Regions from separate parts of the Homo sapiens genome. Here region 1 is linked to region 2. Evidence: read pairs that join two places in POLR2A ChIA-PET (ENCODE). Cell type or tissue: OCI-LY7. All regions are shown on one strand. Each heading gives the region's core, and the rest is flanking DNA. Links, peaks and the distances in the headings are about the cores only.

Region 1 (2,905 bases), core at 102-2,601, 180 kb after region 2:
TAAATGTCAGTTTCATAAAAGTCATCAGACTGTGTATTTGTTGCAACAGCTTTCCAGAACTGGCAGTAAAGTGTCTGGTAATAATTTTTTTTTTTTTCAACTCAGGTGGTGCGGTAGTGAGTTTGGTAGAAGGGGCACTTTTGCTAATTTGCCAAAGCTTCTGTATGAGCAAGCAATGGTGCCGTCAACCTTATTAGTGAACCTTAATGAGTCGATTTTAAATGCTCCCCTCATAGCCTCACAGGCCTGTTTCCATCAAGTTCCACATTTTACTAAAAATTGTATGTAGATTTTCCCTCCCCCAAAATTCAAGCAGCTAAAAGGGCTGCCTTCACTTTCCACCTGCTGTGTGCTTTGAACAAGCTCCTTAACCTCACTGCACCTCAATTTCCTCATCTGTAAAGTGGGAATAATAATAGAAGCTACCTCATAGGAGATTGCGAGGATTCGACATGTTAATGTGGGGAAAGTGTGAACTTGTGGCAAGGGCAATATAAGTGCTAGCTATGAATAGCCAGTATGTTTTAAAAAAATAATAATAATAACTAGCCAATGCTTTTTAAATGGGGAAATTTTGTGTAAAAACAAAAATCTAGATTTCTGACACCCTGGACCCTGTGGTCACTTCATGTCACCTTTTTAGATGGCCACGTGTCTCCATTTAGCCATAGGACCTATCCTGCTCCCTTGCATAACCTGCCTGGCCCCTCGGAACCCTTGAGTTTGTGATCCCAGTGGAAGGCTGGGTTTCCAGGGACATCTCTGCATGATGTTTACTTGGGAGGGCCCTTGGGGTCAGGGAAGGAAGAACAGGGAAGGGCAAGAAAGGAAGAACAGGGAAGGGCAAGGAAGGAAAAGTGCATGAAGGAAGAAGTTGAGCCAAGATTTAGGCCCAAAGATCGGCACTGCTGACTACCCAGGGAGGGAGCTTATTCTACAGCTCTCCTGAGAGGTACCAAGTTGGGCGAGATGGCCGTGCCTTTATACCCCCACACCAATCCCATCCGCTGGCTGTGGGCTGCCCCAGAAAGGGCATGACCTTGGGCGAGGGGGCCCTGCAGCAGCTGGGGAAGTCCTTCCCCGGAGGACCCTCTGAGTGGCCCATGTTCCCATCCCCCACCCCCCAGCTATCCGTCCACTCAGGCCCCGCCCACAGCCCCCCACCCTCCGTCTCAGTTCCCCTCCCCTCGTCCTTAGCACGTGTTGCTGGCTCATTGCAGGTTGACCAGATGTTCGCCGCCTTCCCCCCTGACGTGACTGGCAACTTGGACTACAAGAACCTGGTGCACATCATCACCCACGGAGAAGAGAAGGACTAGGAGGGGGCTCGCTGCTGCGCCCTGGGCTCGTCTTTGCAGAGTGGTCCCTGCCCTCATCTCTCTCCCCCGAGTACCGCCTCTGTCCCTACCTTGTCTGTTAGCCATGTGGCTGCCCCATTTATCCACCTCCATCTTCTTTGCAGCCTGGGTGGCTATGGGTACTTCGTGGCCGCACATCCTACAGTTGGAAATCCATCCAGAGGCCATGTTCCAATAAACAGGAGGTCGTGTATTTGGTCACGACATTTCTCTGACAAACAGTGCCTTGTGTAAGGAAGGCAAAGGCAGATGAGCTAGTGACAGCCTTGCAGTCATTATTATTGAATCTTGGTGACTCTTTATTTAAGGTAGACCTTTGCAGCCACTCAGAACTGTTTCTATCAAGGATCACGTTTTCCTGGAATGTTACCTGGATGACCAAAGCCCTCTCTTCCAAAGAGCTCAAGCATTTAGAGGGCCTTGCTTCCATGACATCTGTCCCTTGGGATGCCATCGGAATGCCTCTCCTGCCAGTGACAGTGACAAGAAGGAAGCGGACTGACACATGGTAGGAACATAGCTCGTTCAACAGTAATCACACCTGCTAATCCTAAGAGGGTGACTTCTAGTTTCAGATAAAGTAGAAGTTGTCTGTACTTCTTCCCTAGCAAACTGAGGGAGTGGTACTGACTTCTGTCTCTGTCTGGGGCCCAGGCCTGGATGTGAGTTGACCTTTGATTTTGAATGACCACAGTCACGGTTGAAGCATTCAGGTCTGTTATGGCTGCAAGAGTCCCAGTGTAAGAAACAAATAGGGCCAGGTGTGGTGGCTCACGCCTGTGATGCTAGCGCTTTGAGAGGCTGAGGCAGGAGGATCACTTGAGCCCAAAAGTTTGAGACCAGCCTAGGCAACATAGTGAGATCCAATCTCTATAAAAAATAAATAGCCAGGCATGGTGGTGTGCACCTGTGGTCTCAGCTACCCAGGAGGCTGCAGTGGGAAGATCGCTTGAGCCCAGGAGGTCGAGGCTGCAGTGAACTGCACTCCAGCCTGGGTGGCAGAGTAAGACTCTGTCTCTTAGAAAAGGAAAAAAAAAAAAAACAGAAATAGGTTCAAATAACTAAGAAGTCCAAGGGCTTCAAGCACAATTGCACCTAGGAGCCCAGGCAGTGCCCTCAGAGGCTGGGGAGGCCTCTGTTTTCTGTCACGTTGCTCTGCTCTCAGCAGTGGCAAAATAATTAAGAGCAGCTCCTGCCCCTTTTCCAGCCCCTCAGCAATCCTAGAAGAGCGTACTCCTCTCTCTTCCAGCTCCACACAAACATCAGAACAGGGCCTTGTGGGATCCCTCTGGGGCACTTGACACCCCTGAGCCAATCACCATGGACTGGCAAGGGCAGTGCTCTGATGGACAGGCCTGGCTCAAATGATCAGCCCTGTGCTGGGGTTGAAATCAGAGTCCTCCTGAACCATATGGCCTGGAGATGGGAGGGAAGATTCCCCAGAGGAAAACCCAAGAAGAAGCAGGGAGTGGACTTCGGGTACTTCAAGTTTTCAAGAGAATCCCAAGAACCCTCCCAGCACTTTGGGAGGTCGAGTCAGGCAGATG
Region 2 (2,905 bases), core at 111-2,610:
CCAAAGTTCTAGGATTACAGGCATGAGCCACTGCGCCTGGCCACCCTCATGCTCTTAACCACAGCTGTTCCCACCCCAGGAAAACACATGGCTAGTCATTCAATAAACAGCATAAGAGATGCTATGGGGTATCTGGTGCTGGGCAGACTGAGGTGAAGTCCCTGGGTGCTTGCGGCTGACCCTCTAAATAGGAGGAGACAGACACTGAAGGCTGCATTACTCCCAAGGTGATGACAGCCAGGTAGGGGGCCAGGGGACAATTCTGTAACTAAGCCAGTCTACCTTCGTCCAGAGATCAAGAGAGCCTCCCTGGTTAAATAAGACAGCCTCCAGGCTGCACAAAACTTCCGGCACAATGAGCAAGACAGACATGCATTGAACAGTATCACATAAATCACTTCTATTGCTTAAAAGGTGGATGCACCAGCTGCAGTGGCTCATGCCTGTCATCTCAGCAGTTTGGGAGGCTGAGATGGAAAGATCACTTGAACCCAGAAGTAGGAGACCAGCCTGGGCAAACAGTGAGACCTCCATCTCCCCCCAGCCCAGAAAAATTAGCCAGACATGGTGGCACACGCCTGTAGTCCCAGATACTGGGGAGGTTGAGGTGGGAGGATGCCTTGAGCCTAAGGGGTTGAGTCTGCAGTGAGCTGGGACTGCACCACTGCTCTTAGCCTGGGCAACCGAGCAAGACCCTGTCTCAAAGAAAAAAGGTGGATGCTGCCAAAAGCTAGGTGCTGTTGCAACCGGGGCACAGGGGGAAGACACAGGTCTCTGACCCCAGTCCCCAAGCTCAGTTAACAGCAGAAGTTACTTACCTGGCAGGAAAACCAGGCTTCCAGCATGACCCTTGCCTCCCTCTGCCCGCTCCCGGTCCCCGTCCACTTCTCGGGCCCTTCCGCCACAATGAGGTGGCCAGGGCTGCTCACACCGGGCCCAGCCGCAGCCTGTTCCCCTCCTTCATGCGGCTCTTGGAGTGATCGATTCTGCCACGGGAATGGCCAGGATAATTTTTGCTTAGCTTCAAATACCTCGTTTTCAGGAATTCCTCTGCCAGAAGGTTATAAAGCTTCCTCTAAAATGTGGGGGAAAGATTAAGCCTGCTTATGGTTAATAATACACTGTCCCCTGTCCGTCAAATTGCCTGTCTGCTATTGAAAGTTCACTATTAGATACTTATTTAAACAGCCTCGCAAGGCTTCTGAAGAAAGTGCAGTTATGCATTTTTCCCCTCCTTGCTGGCGCGAACGACTATAGATAAACATCAATTGGCTCCTGCGGATCACAGTCACAGTAAATAAATTTTTCAGGAAGCTTGAGATCCGCACAAAGGCTCCGCCAAGCTCCCATTTCACACAACATCAATGTTTGGCCTCCAAGAAATAAAAGCTCTAAGGTGTCCATCGCCAGGGCAAAATTATCAATTGTCAAGTCACTTTTAAAAGAAAAAGAAGATAGAGGGTTTCAGGGAGCCATTTCATCCTGCAGCTTAAAATAAAAGGAAGAGCGACAGGCGCTTCACCCACAAACTAACCACTGGGACTTCCCCCTAAAAGCTCAGGTGTTCATCGCCCCCCCGTCAAATTTCTGGCCCCAGCCCTGCTGCCCTGGGTGAGCTGAAGCAGTCAGTTCAGCTTGGAGCTGCCGGTTCCAGCTGAGTTCAGTGACTTCAGTGACTCAGGCGTTGGGTTATTTTTACTTTCTCAAAGTGGGTTTTTTTTTTTCACTACTTTTAGAAGTGGCAGACGAGGCTTGTCTATTATAAAATATTTGTTGCAAACACGCACTTACTTGCTCACCGCCCCACACACAGTTCTCGTCTGTGTAAAAATCTCAAGTCGCCGTGGTGTGAGGGGCAGGAGATGCAAAAGCTAGGACACCCTCCTGGGCGAGCCAGAGTTTATGTAACAGCACAGTTCTACTGGAGTCGGGGTCATCTAAGCTGGGAACCTGAAACAGGTGTCATTTTCCAGATAGGGAAACTGAGGTACAGGGGAGCCAGAGGAAGTGAGACATAGAGGTGGATGTACCTGCATTTGCATCTCAGCTCCACTACGTTCCAACTGCATGGCCTTGGGCAGGAAACTTAAATCTGTTGGGCCTGGCCTGGTGCAGTGGCTCATGCTTGCAGTCCCAGCACTTTGGGAGGCCAAGGCAGGTGGATCTCTTGAGCCCAGGAATTCGAGACCAGCCTGGGCAATATGGCAAAAACTTGTCTCTACAAAAAATACAAAAATTAGCTGAGCTTGTTGGCATGTACCTGTGGTTCCAGCTACTCGGGAGGATGAGGTGGGGAGGATCATTTGAGCCTGGGAGGCAGAGGCTGTAGTAAGCCATGATCGGGCCACTGCACTCCAGCCTGGGCAACATAGTGAGAACTTTTCTTAAAAAAAAAAAAAAAAAAAAAAAAAAATCTGCCAGAGCTTTGGTTTCCTTATCAGGAAAATAAATATGGATTACTACAGCTGTCCCTTCCTCAGAGGGTCACTGCAAAGATTAGCCTCTGCCATTCCTATTTGCCAGCTTTATTATTAAAGGTCTTAGACCCTCCTAGCCAATCGCTGGCAGGACCAGGGCTGGATGTGAGAAAGGAACACTGTTCTTGGAGGCAGCAGATCCAGCCCTGATTCCAGGCCTGTCACTTTTGCTTACGGCTCCTCTCCCAGTCCCAGATTCTTTGTCCAAATGAGACCTTGGACTAGTCAGTGTCTAGCATTAAAACCCACAGTGATGTCTTCCCAACAGCCGCATTGGGAAGGTACTATTATTATGCCCAATTTACAGAGATGAAAATTGAGGGTCTGGGAAAGGCAAGCTGTGAGGAAAGGCCAATAGCCTAGACCTCAGCTCAGCCTGCTCAGAAGACTCTGCTCCTCCTGCCTGACCACACAGCCCCCTGTTTGCA

Evidence for each region. Peaks named below come from ENCODE experiments on the same cell type or tissue, not always from the same donor. Only the 100,000 strongest peaks of a DNase experiment are listed, where the experiment ranks them.
Region 1: POLR2A ChIA-PET joins it to region 2 with 6 read pairs; 3 of 35 experiments call an interaction of 5 or more read pairs at or near these places.

Annotation. Positions count from the first base shown.
Region 1 is chr12:110,909,491-110,912,395 of GRCh38, reverse strand. It overlaps MYL2 (myosin light chain 2), which reads left to right. Exons shown (of 7, transcript NM_000432.4): 7 at 1,221-1,551. The coding sequence ends at 1,319. Among named protein-coding and RNA genes, the nearest start is that of MYL2, 9.6 kb to the left of the region's middle. In OCI-LY7, for the core only: no CTCF peak of the experiment used is centred there; no DNase peak of the experiment used is centred there; H3K27ac peaks cover 670 bases.
Region 2 is chr12:111,092,314-111,095,218 of GRCh38, reverse strand. All of the region lies in intron 1 of CUX2 (cut like homeobox 2), which reads right to left. Among named protein-coding and RNA genes, the nearest start is that of CUX2, 60 kb to the right of the region's middle. In OCI-LY7, for the core only: no CTCF peak of the experiment used is centred there; DNase peaks (open chromatin) are centred at 357, 1,628 and 2,078; H3K4me3 peaks cover 1,566 bases; H3K27ac peaks cover 2,500 bases.